Regions from separate parts of the Mus musculus genome. Here region 2 is linked to region 1. A link is a loop called in an ENCODE intact Hi-C map of the cell type or tissue named here. Cell type or tissue: left cerebral cortex. All regions are shown on one strand. Links, peaks and the distances in the headings refer to the core of each region. The heading gives the core; the rest is flanking DNA.

Region 1 (8,336 bases), core at 89-8,088:
TTCTGATAGCAGAATCAACCTGTACCTTCTGTGATGGTCATTACAGTGTCTAGCCCATCCCTACAGCAAGTGTGTGAGCTCCTCAGGGGAGGGGGCAGTCTTGTTCACCATTGGATGCCCTTTTGGAACAGGTGGGTCTTGTGAATAGCAGATGCTCAATAAAAGTACCTACCACAACACCGCACACATGGTATGTTGATGCAAACACAGTAAAAAAATTCTCCCTCAGAGGACTAGGGAAGAAGCCACTTCACCGTGTCGTCTATTCTAACTCTATTTTGGGTTCTGCCAGCAGCTGCTTTGGTGACTGGTCTCTGAGAGGCCCATCTCCCCCAATATGACAGGAGGATTTCCATCTTCTGGGCTACACACTGCTCACATGCTTGCTACAGGTGCAGATTATACCGACGACAACTTGTCCAGTGCAGATCTTGTGTGCTTGTCAGAAAGTGTGTGCTTTTTCGTGGTGGGGGTTAGTTTTTATAGCTGGTTTCAGAAAAGATGAAAGCAAAGTGACATAGTACTATACCTGCTTAACAAGGAATTGGAGGAAGGATTTTTTTTCTTTTCATTGCTCAAGTGAAGAAGACCTCAGAACTCTAGATACTCGTGACAGTTGAAGCCCCTGAGAGAAATGAGGAGTATAAAGAAGGTATTTCCTTATGGTCAGTTCCAACTGAGGTGACAGAATTTCAGGCTGCCAAATTTCTGTGAGAAGAACATGGAACCGACACAGAGTGATTTTAGCCAGATGATGCACAACACGATCGTAGTGTTTCAGGGAATGTGTCTTGGAAAACTTTGAACATTTCTTTTTTTTTTCTTCGAATTATTTAATTGATGAATTAGTTTAATGATTTTAAGAGTATATATCAAACTTTAATAACTCAAAGCACAATATTTTATTTATTAAAACACTGCATAATGAACTTCAGTGTTATACTAGTAAGCATTTTCCTACTAATATTTTGACTAAAACATACAATACAACCTTCGCAAAAACAGAAAACAGTTCTTTAGAACTAAGTGGTTGAACAGTCCAGGCTTCCTGGCCAAGTCAAAGATGGAGAAGTCAGGAGACAAAGCCGTTTACCTGACAGTTACACCGTATTTACCCTCTTCACCGAGTGCAGGTTAAAATCCTTATTCACAGTAAATGAAGACAGCAGGGTTGCCTCACTTGCCTCTCTCCCAACACAAAAATGATTTAGGAGGAGTCGGCTTTTCAATGCATTTTATTTGTTACTGTAACATTCATTTATCTATTTTTTTAACCCTCAAGCATAAACACAAACAATGTTCTTCTGTGAACCCAATGTTCCCACAGTCGTGGGTACTGACAGATAAACAAAGATCATTTTCTGGTGTTCTTGCTCTTCTATGCATACGTATCACACACACACCACAGAGGTAGGAAAGGCCATTTTTAACAAATTATTTTAATTGTAGAGAATTTCCCAAAACTAAACAGACAAATTAATAAAGCATGCCTTTGATGAGTCTCAAAGGCACACAGCATCCTCTCTCTCTCAAGGATGAATCCCCTGCAGTGTTTAGTCTTTGTCCAGTAACTTGATGGCAAGGTTGTCCAGGGTCAGCAACCACACCAGGAGCGCCTGGGCCACCTCTCATTTGCCGATTCTTTGGACCACCCAGTCCTGCTGGCACAGAGGGCAGCGATTATTCTGTTTCACCCACAGGGACATGCAACAGTTGTGGAAGGAATGGTTACACTCTCCCCAGACCACGACACAGTCCTTTTGCTTGTTTTCAGCTTGACATCGAAGACAGGCATCCATCACCTGGACCCTGCAGGTGGCACAGGTATCGCACTCAACGTCCCAGCTCCACATGGCTACCGCGTTCCACTTCTTGAGGGAGAACATCTTGTTGCCTCCCGACTTGGAGCCTGAGCTGGAGTGCGAAGAAAGGACGCAGGGTTCCTCGCCGTCCTCCACGTCGGCCATGACGGCGGCGCAGATCGGCGACGCGGACGTTGGGCGCAGAGGCAGGAGGTCTGAACATTTCTGTACAAGGTTATTTAATTTTTTTTTTTTTTTTTTTTTTTTTTTTTTTTTTTTAAAGACAGGGATCCTCTGTGTAGCCCTGGCTGTCCTGGAACTCACACTGTAGACCAGGGTGGTCTTGAACTCAAAGAGATCCACCTGGCTTCACGAGTGCTGGGACTAAAGGTGTGCACCGCCACGCACAGCAAGATGATTTAGTTTTTAAAAACAATTTTATGTGTATGAGTGTTTTGCCTGCGCATACGTATGTGCACTCTGTGCACGCCTGGTGCCCCTGGAGGTCAGAAGAGGGACTGCGATCTTCTGGGATTGGAGTTACAAATGGTTGTGAGCCACTGTGTGAGAGCTGGGAATGGAACCCAGGTTCTCTGCAAGAGTAATGAGTTCTCTTAACCACTGAGCCAACTCTCCAGCACCAAGATGATTTTAAAAAAGTATTTAAACATTTATTTTATTACTATTTTTTTTCAAGACAGGGTTCCTCCTGGTACCTCTGGCTGTCCTGGAATTCACTCTGTAGACTAGGTTGACCTTGAACTCAAGAGATCCTCTTTCCCCTGCCTCCTAAGTGCTGGGACTAAAGGTGTGCACCACACACCTTTTATGTGTCTTGTAAGTGTTGTCTGCACAGCAGTCATGCAGTGCCGGTGCTCACCAGAAGAGGGCATCAGATCCCCTGGAACTGGAGTTAACAAATGATTGCTGTCATGCTTATGGTGTGAGTTGAACCCTGGGTTCTCTGGAAGAGCAGCCAGTGGTCTTAACTGCTGAGTCATCTCTCTAGTTCCAGCCAAGACGAGAGAGAGAGAGAGAGAGAGAGAGAGAGAGAGAGAGAGAGAGAGAGAGAGAGAGAGAGAGAGAGAAAGAGAGAGAAAGAGAGAGAGAGTTTTTTCACTACAAAATACACACAGAGCCCCCCAAATAAAATTTCAGGTCATCTTTCCTCCAATAGCCACAAGATGGTGGCATTGGACTACCAGTAGCAGAAGGGTCTGCCCAGAAAGCCTTTGGTCTCATCTGCGAAACTGCAAAATGTCCAGATGGGAAGGTTGCTGAGCTGCCTTTCTATCTCTGCTGCGGGGTCCACTGAGGATCTTGTCCACAACAGGCATTTCATGAATAAAGCCTAGGGCCACGAAGAATCTGAAGCAATCTCTAATGATTCTGCAGATTGCTTGGGTCCACGCTCACGTCATTGCTGTTTGGGAGAGGAAAGAACTCTTCTGTTCAGAGGTGTGTGTGTGTGTGTGTGTGTGTGTGTGTTCAGCAGTCTGAGCCAGTTGTTATCTGTGGCCCAAGGTAGGATGAGGGTGGGCGTCTACATACACACCTTAGTGTGTGAAACAATGGGGTGAAGGGGGAGACTATTTCTGCAGCAGACGAACCTCTAAACAACTGCTGGACAAGTTTTCACTGTGCCTTTTCCTTCCCCACAGTAAGAACTGTAAGTCTGGTTTTCTGAGAGCTGGTCCGGTTCTGTAGCCCTGGTTGGCTTCAAACTCATCGAAATCGTTTGGCCCTGTTTTTCTTATGGCTGGTATCACAGGAGTGGACTCTTGTGACTGGTGATGTGTCTGTTTTGCGGACTCTGTTTACTGCTATGTCACTAGTGTCACTAGTGTATAAAAAGTTGTTGCACGCCGATCGCCCTTTCCCACTGGTCATGGTATTCCCAGGCATGCTTTTAGAGAATGAGTTCAGAAAAAACCTGCTGTGGAAAATATTATTTGGGGGTTTCTACCCCACCTTAGATTGTTTAGTTCCCAAGTAAAAATCACGAGAGAGAGAGAGAGAGAGAGAGAGAGAGAGAGAGAGTGCACACACACACACACACACACACACACACACACGCCTCAAAACTTTAGAACTGGGCAGATATCAGCCCTCTATGCTACCTTGTCTACTTCGTAGTAAATAACCGGAGATATCATTTGCCACGTTCTGCCTGGGTTGCTCTTATCCAACAGGCCAGCCCTCCTGATCTACCTAACCCTATGACCACTCCTTTCTTTTCCCCTTCCTCTGCTCCCTGGTCTCTCCCCAACCCAAAGCCCAGGAACCTCCCTCCACCACCATCTCTTTTACTCAGCCCAGGCTGTAGGCATCTTAATTAACCAATCAGGGATAACTTGGGCAACAAGGTTTAGATAGCAGTAGCCTGTGTCCGGAGGATCTGCTCATCTCAGAGCAAGCAGATAGAGGTACAGAATTCAGCATCTGAAAACAAGCAGCACCAGACCAACCCGACAGGAACCGTTTCCAGCTGACTCGCTTCCTAGCCCCATTTCTGCCGCTTCCTTGAATCTCCTTTCTTTCCTTCCTCTTGCTTTGTCTAATCTTGTTTCTTTTCTTTTCTTTCTTTTTTGTATGTGAGTACCCTGTAGCTGTCTTCAAACACTCCAGAAAAGGGCATCAGATCCCATTAGGATGGTTGTGAGCCACCATGTGGTTGCTGGGATTTGAACTCATGACCTCTGGAAGAACAGTCAGTGCTCTTAACCACTGAGCCATCACTTCCCTTCATCTCTCTCTCCTTCCTGCTCACTTTTCTTTCCTTCTCAAAATGTGTGATGTACTTTTTTCTAAATATATCTTTTTTTTGTTGTTGTTGTTGGCATACAAAATAACTGGTTAGTAGCTCTTTTCTTGTTGCTATGGTGAGATGCTATGACCAAAGGCAATTTATGGGAGAAAGAATTTATTTCTGTTTATCTGGAGGGATGAGAGTCTACTGTGGGGCTGGGGAAATGGCTCAGAGGTTAAGAGCACTGGCTGTTCTGAGTTCAATTTCCAGCAACCACATGGTGGCTCACAGACCTTTGTAGTGGGATCTGGTGCCCTCTTCTGGCTTGCAGGCATACATACAGGAAGAACACTGTATACATAATAAATAAATAAATCCTTAAAAAAAAAAGGAGTCTACTGTGGTGAGGAAACATGACAAAACTCACAGGGTTGTCCTTCTTCCATCAAGACCCCATGTCCTAAACTTCACCAAACAGCACTGCCAACTGGGAACTAAGTGTTTGGATACCCGAGCCTGTGGGGACATTGCTCATTCAAACCACCACAATGGGTTTCTTTCTAAAAAATTTAAAATTACATTTCCATATTTATGTGTGTGTGCATGTGTGCGTGTGTGTCCACATGAATGCTACACTTAGAGCACAACTTCCAGGAATCAGTTTTCTCCCTTACTTATTCCTTTTGCATTCCATTCCTGAGCCAGAGGCAGCCACTACTACACCCAGGGTGGCATTTGGATGGGCAGAGGCTGTGGTCACAGATAATGTTGCCGGGACATATTGAATTGTTAATAAAATTAGAAAATGTCATGTTTAACTGTATAAATGTCACAATTTCTTTGAGTTCCCCTGCGCACCCCGCCGCATTATTTTTGTTTGTTTTAAAATCAAAACACCGGAATCCGCTTTCACGGTCATCAACAAGGACTTGGTTGAATAAATTATGTTCTGTCCATTCTGACTCAGCGAGCTCTATCGGCATTTGCGTGAGCCGAGCCACTTCTAAGGAACAAGCTCTTGGAATAGAAAGACGGGATGTCTAAAGGAGGAAAGCTAAGTTCAAAACAACTGGTACGCTGACACTTGTGTATGTTCTCAGGTGTGCATAGAGATGTGTGTGGGGTAGTGTCACACACCTTTAATCTCAGCACTCAGGTGGATCTCTGTGAGTTTGGGGCCAGCCTGGTTTACAAATTTATTCCCAGGACAGCCAGAACTATATAATAAAACTAGAATACAACAACAACAAAACAACCTATAAACAAAACAAAACATGACGGTTGTAGAGGCCAGAGAGTGTTTGCTGCTCTTCCAGAGGACCCAGGTTCAGTTCTCAACACCCACATGATGGCTAACAGCCACCTGGAACTCTACTTCAAAAGGATCTGATGTCCTCTTCTGGTCTCTGTGGATACTTGTATGCATGTGGTGCACAGACATAAATGCAGGCAAAATACATAAAGATATAATATTTTAGAAATAAATATAAAATACACTGAAAGAAAAACTGAAAATTACACCCGGTGTCTTCCAGGAAGGGACCCCTCGTGGCAGGGTGAGATGAGAGAGAACCATCTCTAATGGAGACCTATTGTCATTTATTCACTAAGCAAATCACTTAACAAAAAGGGTTTCTAGTTTGCCTTGCTATAAATTAAGATTTCTAGCTGGGTGCAGTGTCTGTAGTCCCAGCTATACACTGTAGCCACCAGCTCAGACTCATAAGTAAACACTGGGTCTTGATTGGAGAACTTTGTCTTGGCTCGATATTTCTCTTGCAGCCTCTACCCAACCCCATCTTTCCTTTCCGGAACTCAGTAACCCGTGGCCACCAGCGGCTACACTAGGTGTGCACTGAATTACAGCCTCCACTTGTTAGTGTTTTCTAGGAAATTCTCCCTTGCTTACTGAAGAGGGAGGCGCCATCCAAGTGACACGAGACCAGGGAACTGCTGTTAGGGAGGCAAAGTTAGTGAGCTACAGGTCTGTATGTGCTTGCCTTGAAGTGGAAATTTATTATTTATTTATTTATTTACTTATTTATTTATTTAAGAGACTCAATTGTGTCATGTGATATTTTTCTGGAAGTTGCTCTCTGAGAAGATGGGTAGGGGTTAGGGAGGCTGTTTTGCTGAGAACAGACATGTGGTGTTTTTCTTGAAGCTGCCAGGATAAAGGGCATGCAATGTTTTGCAAGAGTGTGTTGTTTGGGAAGGGTATGAATATAAAACTCCAGCTTTCACGCCCAGGTAATGGAATGTCTCTGCCACCTGACCTGAGGCAAGGACAATGGGTCAGCGGCAGTTTCCAGACCTCCTCAGCAAGTTTCCAGACCCCCACATCCTGGTAATGGAATGTCCGTAGAGATGGACCCAATGGATTAACATAGAAGTCACCTACCCCGGAATTCCCTAGTGTGCTTTAAATCAGGCCTGCAAGCTCACTTGGGTATCTCTATCTTGGTAATGGTAAACCCTAGCATGGTGGACTTCTGCAGAATAAAACACACTTTGTTTTTACATACTATTTGAGTCAGGGATATTATTCTTCAGTGAACCACGGACCCTTACACTGGAAAATCTCATCCTGAGATCAGAGGGTTAGAATTGTTGACTCCTGCCCCGGGCCTGCAAGTCGTGGTGCACATAGCCCTGTGCCCCAACTTTTGCCCCTCCCCTGTTCCAGAGGTCATGTAGCCAGTAGCCAGGTTAAACTTCCTCTCCCCTTATAAGGTTGTGTCCAATAGCATCTGCAATTCCTCCTTACGCAAATGAGGCATTCCTAGCATCCTAGCCCTGCCTGGCCAATGATGTACTCTCACCCATGACCCCTGTTCACCCCTCAAAGGTTTAAATATCTTTCGTTCCCTGAGGAAACTGAGCCGTCTCACTGGGTCGCCATGCTCACTGCCGCCTGCGGTTTAGCTGTTGGGATCAAGCAAAAGAAACTTATTTTAAGTACTATTATTGTCTTTTCAGACCCCGTTTAATCAGAGGGAGAAACTACATTCAAGGTCCCAGGCCCCGGGGGAGCTGGGGACTTCCCTAGAGCTCAAGAGCTTCTGTTGTAAACAGCTGTTTGAGCCCAGATATCTCAGGGACAATGTGTAAGGAGTCAGCTGTCTGTGTCCAGCCATCTCAAGGACCTTACGAGCAGGGTCAAACAAGTCTCCAGTGGGTACTCCTTTGCTTAACCCATAATGTCAAGACACAAGATACCACTGCAGCTCTCTCCAGCTCCTCCCCCCTCACTTTGTGTTCCCATCCTATAAAACTGTTGTACAATCTCCCTTCAGGAACTCAGTTCAGATCCTGAATTGCTGTTGCAATTCCTAAGTGCTCAGAAAATAAAATTTCCTTTTTAAGCTTCTGTATCTGAAGTGAGTTTTCTCGGCTTCCACCCCGAACCTAAAATCACTCCCAGCTGTTCTGGCCTCCCCTCCTCTCTCAGGATCCACCAGTTGTGATAGGTTGACCATAGCATCACAAGTAGGGAAATGGAGTCTGAGCAGCACATAACCTTTTAAATACACGAGGTATATGTGCACACGCACACACACACACACACACACACACACACACTCCTATATATACATGTATACATGAAATTTAAAAAAAAAGTTGATCATGGTGGCACAGACCTTTTAATCCCAGTACTTGGGGGAAAAGGCAGGTGGATTTCCGTGAGTTTGAGGCTAGCGTGTTCTGCATAGAGACTTTTAGGCAGCCAGAGCTGCATAGCAAAATTCAATCTCAAAATAGATAGCTATGGGCTGGAGAGACGG
Region 2 (8,336 bases), core at 253-8,252, 660 kb after region 1:
AAGGAGAGATAATTGTGAGAGAGATCAATAATACCAGCAAGGAAAACTGTAAGCCACAAAACTCCACAGGATGCTAACATTGAGCTCCTGTGTGCTCGATACCCACTGTCCGATGGGTCTCTCCACATCATCAATAAGCTGTAGCCACAAGGATGCTGAGTAAGGATTTACATTTAAATGAAGCCTTATGATTTTTGATGGAAGATGGATACTGGAGATAATCTTCAACAAACTACCTTTGCTGAATGTGTGTAGTCTTTGCTTTACATCTGATACCACACACCCCCAAAAAACAAAACAAACCCCATTTTTATCCCCAAGAAAACAAAACTCTGCTATTGATGCTTCTAATTGATGGAATACAGTTGATACCTTTACTGCTTGTCCTGAGTTAGTTAATTGGGTAGGCAAAGAGTTTTTGTATTTGCAAGACTGGCAATTCAATTGTATCATCTCTCTCTCTCTCTCTCTCTCTCTCTCTCTCTCTCTCTCTCCACTGAAAATCAGAAAACACTATAGAGATATTTAGCAGGTTTTAGAGCAAAGATAGAAGGATCAGTTGGCCTTTCATTTCCTTTATGCTGTAATATTTAATGTAAACACACTTTCTATTGGGTAATTGGTGCTTTCTTCCATCTGTGGAATGATGTATACGCTGTAAACAAGTTTTGTGTATGTAATGTCAGAATAGTGGTCTCTTTTGCAAAGGGAATTCCAATTTATGTATGAGCAGCAGGTAAAGATAAAGCATCTTTTAGGAAGGACGACCGCCCCCCACCAACAATAGTAAGAGAATGCAGAGATTTGTCAGGAAATGTTTAATTCCTACTTCAGAACCTGCTGGGAAGGACAGGACAGAAGAAGGTTCTCTGGTCTCTCCTGAGATGGGCCATGTTGGTTCCAGATTCCCTGCTTTTAGACAGTGGTCCTAATATAGGTAAACTATGACGGTCTTCTGTTGTGACCTAGAGATCCCTATCTTTTTTATGTTCCTGGGTCGCTCCTCACAAGATTTGGAGAGCTCACTCAGGAACATTTATTTCCCCTGTCACCCTTGCAAGTGAAGCCAACAAAAAATTTCTTTAAAACCCTGGGGTCTTCTCTCTGCTCTCTCGATGTGTTCCGGGAACCCAAACAGCAAAGAGACAGTTTCCACATTAGTTAACCATATACTCGGTGAGATGGGAAGTGGGGTTGTGGTCTTTCTCTGATTAATTATTTGCTTTAACGATGAAAGGAATTAAAGAAGTAAAAGGAATAAGAGGAATCTCTTGTTCTTTATGCCTCTTTTTGACAGCCCCCTGGTTGCCAGTGTTCACAGTTACTAGTGAAGGTAAACTGGTTCTGGCGATGTGCATTCCAAGGTTGTAAGGGATGGAAGCCTTGATGTGAGCCACATGGTGGCAACAGGTGCTAAGCTTGCAGAACACATATGGTCCATTCCAGTGCTGCTCGGAAGCAGGGCCATCTTGCCATGGAAGCTTATTTGTCAGTACAAAGTCAACAGAGTCAGTCATGCTCAGGAGAGGAAGGCAAGCCGAACCAACAAGGAAAGCCTCTGGCTGATAAGGTACAGATCAACATTTTATTTAGATTGATAAGTTTTTGCTTCAGTGTTCTCTGGTTGGTACTGCTATATTTATCATATATATGCTATATACCATATCCACATATATGTGATTACTAATAAAATCTTGTGGGTTTTTTTTCCTTCCTCAAGATGGATATGAGAAAACCCAAGATGAAGGATGTTAATCTTTGTGGGAGTCAAAAGTTCTAGACTCCCTGATGCAAAATGATTCTTTTCTTTGACCTGTACCAAACACAGAGCGGAAGCAAGCCCAGTAGAGCATCTCACTAAGTGCTATTTTTAAACACACACACACACACACACACACACACACACACACACACACACACACACACGTGTGGAAGGACCACTTTATAAAAAAGCAAAGCTTTTCACACTCAGTCATTATTGCAAACTAATCTAATGCGTGGGTGTCTTCAAATTTTGGAAAGCCAAGAAATGTACCTGAGTTGACTTAGCAAGTGTCAGAGAGAATTGAATTGCATCTTTATTTCTAGGGCTGTCACTCACTGCTGTGATATTTTTCCCACATGTGAGACACCATTAACTTTTAGTTTCTTTTTGTGGTATTTTTACAACAGTCTATCCACTAACTCCAAGTCACCAATGACTTTGGAGGCTGAGTAAAAATCAGGTCCAGTTCATTTGACTACTGTGGCTGAGGACATTGCGACTTCTCCTTGTGTGTCTAGGGTGATGGCATTTGATTGGCTTTGAAGAGCCGTTTACCACACAGTATTTAATACCCACGCATTCTGTTTCTCTTACAAGGTTTGTTATTCAATTTTGCTGATAGTATTTTTCCTGCATATGGTTTGTCCCAAATGCCCTTTGGTTTTTTGTTTGTTTGTTTGTTTTGTTTTGTTTTGTTTTTTAATACACATGTAAAAGAGTATGAAGATAGTAAGGTACCAGGGGTTGGTTTGCTACAGATCTAGATCCCAATTAGAACCCTGGGCTGGGGAAAAACAAACAAACAATTTGACTTTTGAATTTTTCATATTTCATGGCTCAACTCTCATTCGCTGTGTTTAGGACTCATTCTGTCTCCAGCTTGATGGGCTAACACTGTTATCTGATGCTAGTCCAAATCCACACTTAAAATAAGCAATTCGTGTTCTCATATTGGTAAACGACAAAGGAAGAGATGCTCAGCGCACCTACAGCATCCTGACATCCCTTGCCAAGGCTACGCATGTGATGCTGCCTTCCCCTTCCCCAGAGGGAGAGCGTAATTTCATTATCCATGAATCAGCGCCTCTTAGACTGTACCACCCTTGTCAGAGAGGCTAATAGCACCACTGTTTAGCTAGCAGCAGAGGAGGAAGGAGGGGGAAAGCCCGGGGGCGAAGCACAGGTCACTGACATGGTCGACAAACTGGAGAACAGTTCTGACACTGCAGGGGAGGCCTCCCTCCTATGGATAGCTTTCCCATAACTACTGACAAGCAAGAGTTGGTCCGATTCCCTCAATAGCAATGCAGGGATCTGGTTCCCCGAGCCTGTTACACTCTATTTCAGAATCCTGACCACAAAAAAATAGTAGCACTTTTAACGAAAACATTACAGATGACTTGGGCTAATATCGTTGAGTACAAATACTTCAAGTGTTTCTTATCTATTTTTACTGCGTTAGGGCTTGCTCTGTGTCTTTGGGTATTTATTTCTCTAGCTCTCAATACCAATGTAATGGCTTTTCTTTCTGGTACCACTGAGAAATATGAATATACATTCATATATTTGATAATGTGGATGATAATTATACCTCATAACAAAGTTAACAATCAGTATGATGCACAGAGAAACCTATGCTGCCAATAAGTTCACAAAAGACAAAAACCAAGACGCTAAAAATGTGCGAACAGCTGTAGTTACTTGGACTAGCCACTAGAGGACAGTGCTACTCTATAGAAAGCATCATTGCCAGTCTCTGCTTATATAGTTGAAGCACCAAACCAAGTTTAAAAAGAAAAACAAACAAACATACAAACAAATGGTTAATAATCTTTGGAAAGATGTCATGTCAACATCCTTGGAAGGTACAAAGTCACTTAAAATGATTATATGCTGCATAACATTGCTTAAAATTCTCTGGCACTGAGCACGCCTGCTTCAGCACAGTGTGTACCGGGGTTAATAAATAAAGGAGAAACAAACACAAAACACAAATCACAAACGTTCAGTCCAAAAGAATGGACTCCACTTCCTCTCTGTTTTGAGAAAGCATTTAAAGGCAGAGAGACTCCTGCAGCCATGGGTCTCCACGGAACATTTCAACAGGTCAGAAAGCTCCCTTAACTGAGGGAAACCGACCAGTTCATGTAAATTTGCAATTAAAAAGGAATAGCCAAGGATTCTTCTCCAATACGCAGTGCATTTTAAATGCTTATATATAAAAAGTAGAAGCATGGCATACAGTCTACAAGTGCCATGGGCAGATACAAGGACAGTCATTTCTGATCAGGAGGACACTTACCACCTGGCTTTTCTGGGCGACACAATAGTGCAGAAACAACTCTCGCCTTAGGTTGCACAAATTGGTTGCACAAATTGGTTCTCGGGGCATTCTGACAGCTGGAGAAGAGCCCTTAACTAAGGAAAAACACGTGTTGCCAATCCCCCCCACCCCCCTGCAGTTTCATGCCCAGAATCAAAAAGTGTTTTATTATTCTAAGGCATTTGTCTGGCGTCTTATCCTTCAGTAAATCTCTAAGGCATTGAAAATGAGCAGCCTTCAAAATGTTGGTCATTCATTCAATCTTACATCAGTTTAACACACCAAGTGGTGCTGAGCCTAACAAATACTTTTCAATAGAGCAAACAGGTTTTATACATTCCAATGGCATACTTGGAAAATATGCATATATATATTCCAAGTATGTGTATGTGTGGAATTTGTTCCCATGATACATAAGGCAGAGGATCAAGTAAAAGAAGAGAAAGGGGCCTTTTCCACTTCAACAGTGCATTTAATTATTACAGTCATCTTCATAGTACAGATAATAATGAGGCTGACCAAAGGAAAAAATTTAGATGGAATATGTATTTACTGACAGTCTAGAAAAAGAAAAAGTAAAATTACAATTTCACTGAAGAGCATCTCAGTGGGTTTGGCCACCCAGCCCCTGACACCGTAAGATGTGTCTGCATTACTGATCCACTGGGGCTCTGTGGCCATTTGGCATTAATAAATGTATACTCGATGGTTAGTCATGGGTAAACATATTGCACTTGTGATACTTTCCTGAGCTACTGCCTGGCCTCATCAAAGCACCTTAATGGCGAGTCCCCTCGAAATGCTGCTCTTCTTTATGCTTAGAAGTATGACTTTAAGAATCTGGATCCCCTGCTATCATTCTACTTCACACTGACTTGTCTAGATCTTTCCCTTTCAGCCTTTGGAAGACCTCCATCCTCTACATACATTAAAAAAATGCTAGTAAGAAATAGCCATTCACTTTTTCATGGCTTTTATTATTATTATTTTTGCAGCGACTGTTCTGAAAGACTAGGGATGGGGTCAAAGATGGGAGGCCTGGACGGTCAGAAAGCTGAACCGTCCTTAATGCAGAAAGCAAAATCATTACGGTCCGCGTGCACACCGAAAGTGCTCATCTGAGAGGACAAAACAAAACGGGGTGGCAAAAAATAAATATATTTCTCTGAAACCCCATAAATACAGAGGGCGTGATACCCGAGCTGCAGTCGACAGACTTTCACCAACGACATAAAAAACATGCATGCAGCGTGCAGGCTGCCAGGCCAGTTCTGTACAGAATTGTACTGACGGATGAGTTACAATACAGATGAACACGGAGACACAGCGATGTCAACAACAGCAAAGCAAAGACAAGCTGTCACAGTCAGTCTCCCCCCCACCCCACCACCCCCCCTTTCCATGCTCCATGTACCAAGGTGTTACCAGGAGCATCCTTTGAAAGGAGAACGTTGGGGAAGCATGTGTGTGTTCAGATAGCTGAATGAAGTGTCAGTGCTTAGGGGTCTGGTTTGTGTGGAACACATCACAGGACGCACAGGACAGTCTCACAAGCCCTGAACAGGACGTCACAGGGCTCAGGATTCTATGAACTGCACTGGGGTCTTGGGAAAGAAGCGGCAAAGAGATAAATCCTGGTAAAGTTCCAGCTTGCAGAGAGTACTTAGCAAACCTCATCTCTGAAAACTCCCTCCCTTCCAGCGGACTAGCTGCTTCCTCGGAGGAGGGATGTGTTTATTTCCTGACTTGGTTGTGTAATGAATCAACATGTTTAGGGAACACACAGGCAGAGGGAAACCTACGGTGACCCCTTTTAGTTTTATTCCACAGCCACACGGGGGAGGGGGGGGGGATCTGAGCTGAAACTGCAAGGCTCAAACTTTGTGCTCTCAGGGTCTCCTTGTGTTTGGCAGCCATCTGCTTTTGGCATCTTAACCCTTTGACACCCGTCCGTCCCTGTGCTTGGCTGGTTGTGATTTCTGAAGCCCTAGAAACTGCTCAGGGATCTGCTGTAACCCACCACCCTCTGTGGAGAGTTTTCCCGGATTTTCTTTGATAAGGCAGGCATTGTTTCTCACTCTCTACTGTGTGCCTGAAGCCAGTCATCTCCTCAAATGCATTCAACCCTCCAAGGTCCTGGGATCACTCCCTCCACCCCCCCACTCCCAGATTTGCTAAAGCGCACACCACCTTAAGCTGGAGCTCTGAGACTCCCAGATGAAGAAGAAGAGCCAGTGTGAGCATCGTGGGGGGGTGGGGGGGTGGGGAGGGGGAAAACAAGTTTTTTTTTTTTTTTAAATCTGGAAACAAATGTTATGTTAATGAGATCCATAAAGAGTCTTAGACACTAGGCATGGTGTTAAACCGGAGTTCTAGCTCCGCATTGATTGTGGTATTTAAACTTCAATGGGTTGATTATTTATGAGAGGAAAAATGACCAGTATTATGAACACACTCCGAGGGACAGGGAAGGCCCTTGCCAGCATAGTGAGAGGGAGGGGGAGGGGAGGGCACCGTGTTCCCTTGACAGACAGCGGAGTTCAATAAAGCACCCCCTTATTTCCCAGCCGTTAAGAGCGCGCTGTGTTTTTCTTTTTTTTCTTCCTTCCTTCCTTTATTATTATTATTTTTTAATCGCAATGGTTCATACCTCACATTCCCTGGAGCCTGATTTGCTATAGGTGCAGGGTCCCGTTCCGTTCAGCAGCATCTCGCTGGTCTCCGTGTTGGTGGGTTTATAATCTACATAAAATTCCTGGGTGCCTGGAGTCATCTGCTTGAGCGATTGCCGTTTCTTCTTCCGGTGCCTTCGCATGAGGGAGCGCTGCTGCAGCTGCTTCATGCTCGCGGGGTACCGCTTCCAGGACACGTACATCACCAGGAGGATGACCAGCACCGACAGGAAAAGGGCCACGCTGCCCGCGATGATCTTATGGAAGGAGATGTGCTCCGTGTCCACATCTGTCTCTGGGCTGGGCTCGGTAGCTCCCACCGTGGGGGGCAGAGGAGGCTTGCTCTCGTGCTTCGGCCTGGGGAGCTTGGGCTTAAATGTGGGCTTGGGGAGGGCCCTGGCCAGGTCAAACCTCTCTGTGGTAGTGCTCTTCCCACAGATGCTGTAGTTCTTCACCGCATCGATCACGTTAACCCCCTGCAGCTCTTTGGGACTGGCGCAGATGATTGTATTCTCTCTCAGACCTTTAAAACTTCTCAGCCAGTTTACCAGGGAACAGATATTCCTGCTGCATTCCCATATATTCCCAGCCAGACTGATGTCATTGAGAGAGATCCAAGAATCCAGAATCTCTTGTCCAATAAATGTGAGCTTGTTGGAATCCAGGTTGAGGCGTTGCAGATTGGGAACACACTGGAAGACACTGGGTCCGCTGAAGGCTTCGATCTCATTACCAGACAGGTCGAGCCTCTGTAAGGAACTCCAGGTCCAGGACATGGTTTGCCCTATGACACTGATTTTATTCCACTGCATGTACAAGTTCTGAAGGCTCACCAGCCTTGGGAACAGGGCCAGGTTGAGCTTGGAAAATTGATTGTGCTCCAGGTGAAGCTCTTTGAGTCTGATCATGCCAGCAAAGACATTCCTGGCTAAACTTCGGATCCGGTTGTATCCCAGGTCCAGAAGTTCCAGGTTGCGACAGTCTTGGAAGATCCGCACCGGGATGGTTCTCAGTGAGTTGGAGCGGAGGTGTAAACTAAGCAGCTTCCTCAAGCCCCGGAACTGTTCCGATCCCAGAGAATGGAGCTGATTGTAGGACAGATCCAAGTTCCGTAAATTGGTCACAGGTCTGAAGGTGTTGTTAAGGAAATAGGAGATTCTGTTGGAACTCAGAATCAACTCTTTGAGTCTGCGTATCCCATTGAAAGCATTCTCGTCGATATTGCTGATGTGGTTGTGGTCAAGGTAGAGCCAGGTGAGCTGATTGAGCCCTTTAAATTGATTATACTTAAGTTTTTGGAGGCTGTTGTAGCGAAGGGATAAACCCAAGCAACCGGCAGATATACTCGAGGGTATCTCCTGCAGTTTCTGAGACTCACAGTATACCATTTTGCCTTCACACCTACAACCCTTAGGGCATCCTCGTTCAGCAGAAGAAAGCATTGTCAGTAAGACAGTGGGTGCTAGAACCACCGCTACAGCTGATCCTCGCAGTAGCCTAATTACATTGAAACCTGGAAATAAAAACAACTTAGAAAAGTTATCCCCCCAAAACGAATGCATTTTTTTTAACCAAG

What was found. A loop is a pair of places that touch in the nucleus more often than their neighbours do. Peaks named below come from ENCODE experiments on the same cell type or tissue, not always from the same donor. Only the 100,000 strongest peaks of a DNase experiment are listed, where the experiment ranks them.
Region 2: it touches region 1 in a loop (2.7-fold over the local background); 4 of 42 quality-filtered maps call a loop at or near these places.

Annotation. Positions count from the first base shown.
Region 1 is chr10:63,419,773-63,428,108 of GRCm38, forward strand. It overlaps the pseudogene Gm7075. Among named protein-coding and RNA genes, the nearest start is that of n-TStga3, 5.6 kb to the right of the region's middle. In left cerebral cortex, for the core only: CTCF peaks have their summits at 2,661 (motif pointing right) and 4,854 (motif pointing left); DNase peaks (open chromatin) are centred at 2,681 and 4,831.
Region 2 is chr10:64,081,110-64,089,445 of GRCm38, forward strand. The region is part of intron 7 of Ctnna3 (catenin (cadherin associated protein), alpha 3); the gene reads left to right. It overlaps Lrrtm3 (leucine rich repeat transmembrane neuronal 3), which reads right to left. Exons shown (of 3, transcript NM_178678.4): 2 at 6,739-8,273. Among named protein-coding and RNA genes, the nearest start is that of Lrrtm3, 5.0 kb to the right of the region's middle. In left cerebral cortex, for the core only: a CTCF peak has its summit at 3,470 (motif pointing right); DNase peaks (open chromatin) are centred at 2,928, 3,499, 3,976, 4,314 and 9 more places; H3K4me3 peaks cover 6,093 bases; H3K27ac peaks cover 5,118 bases.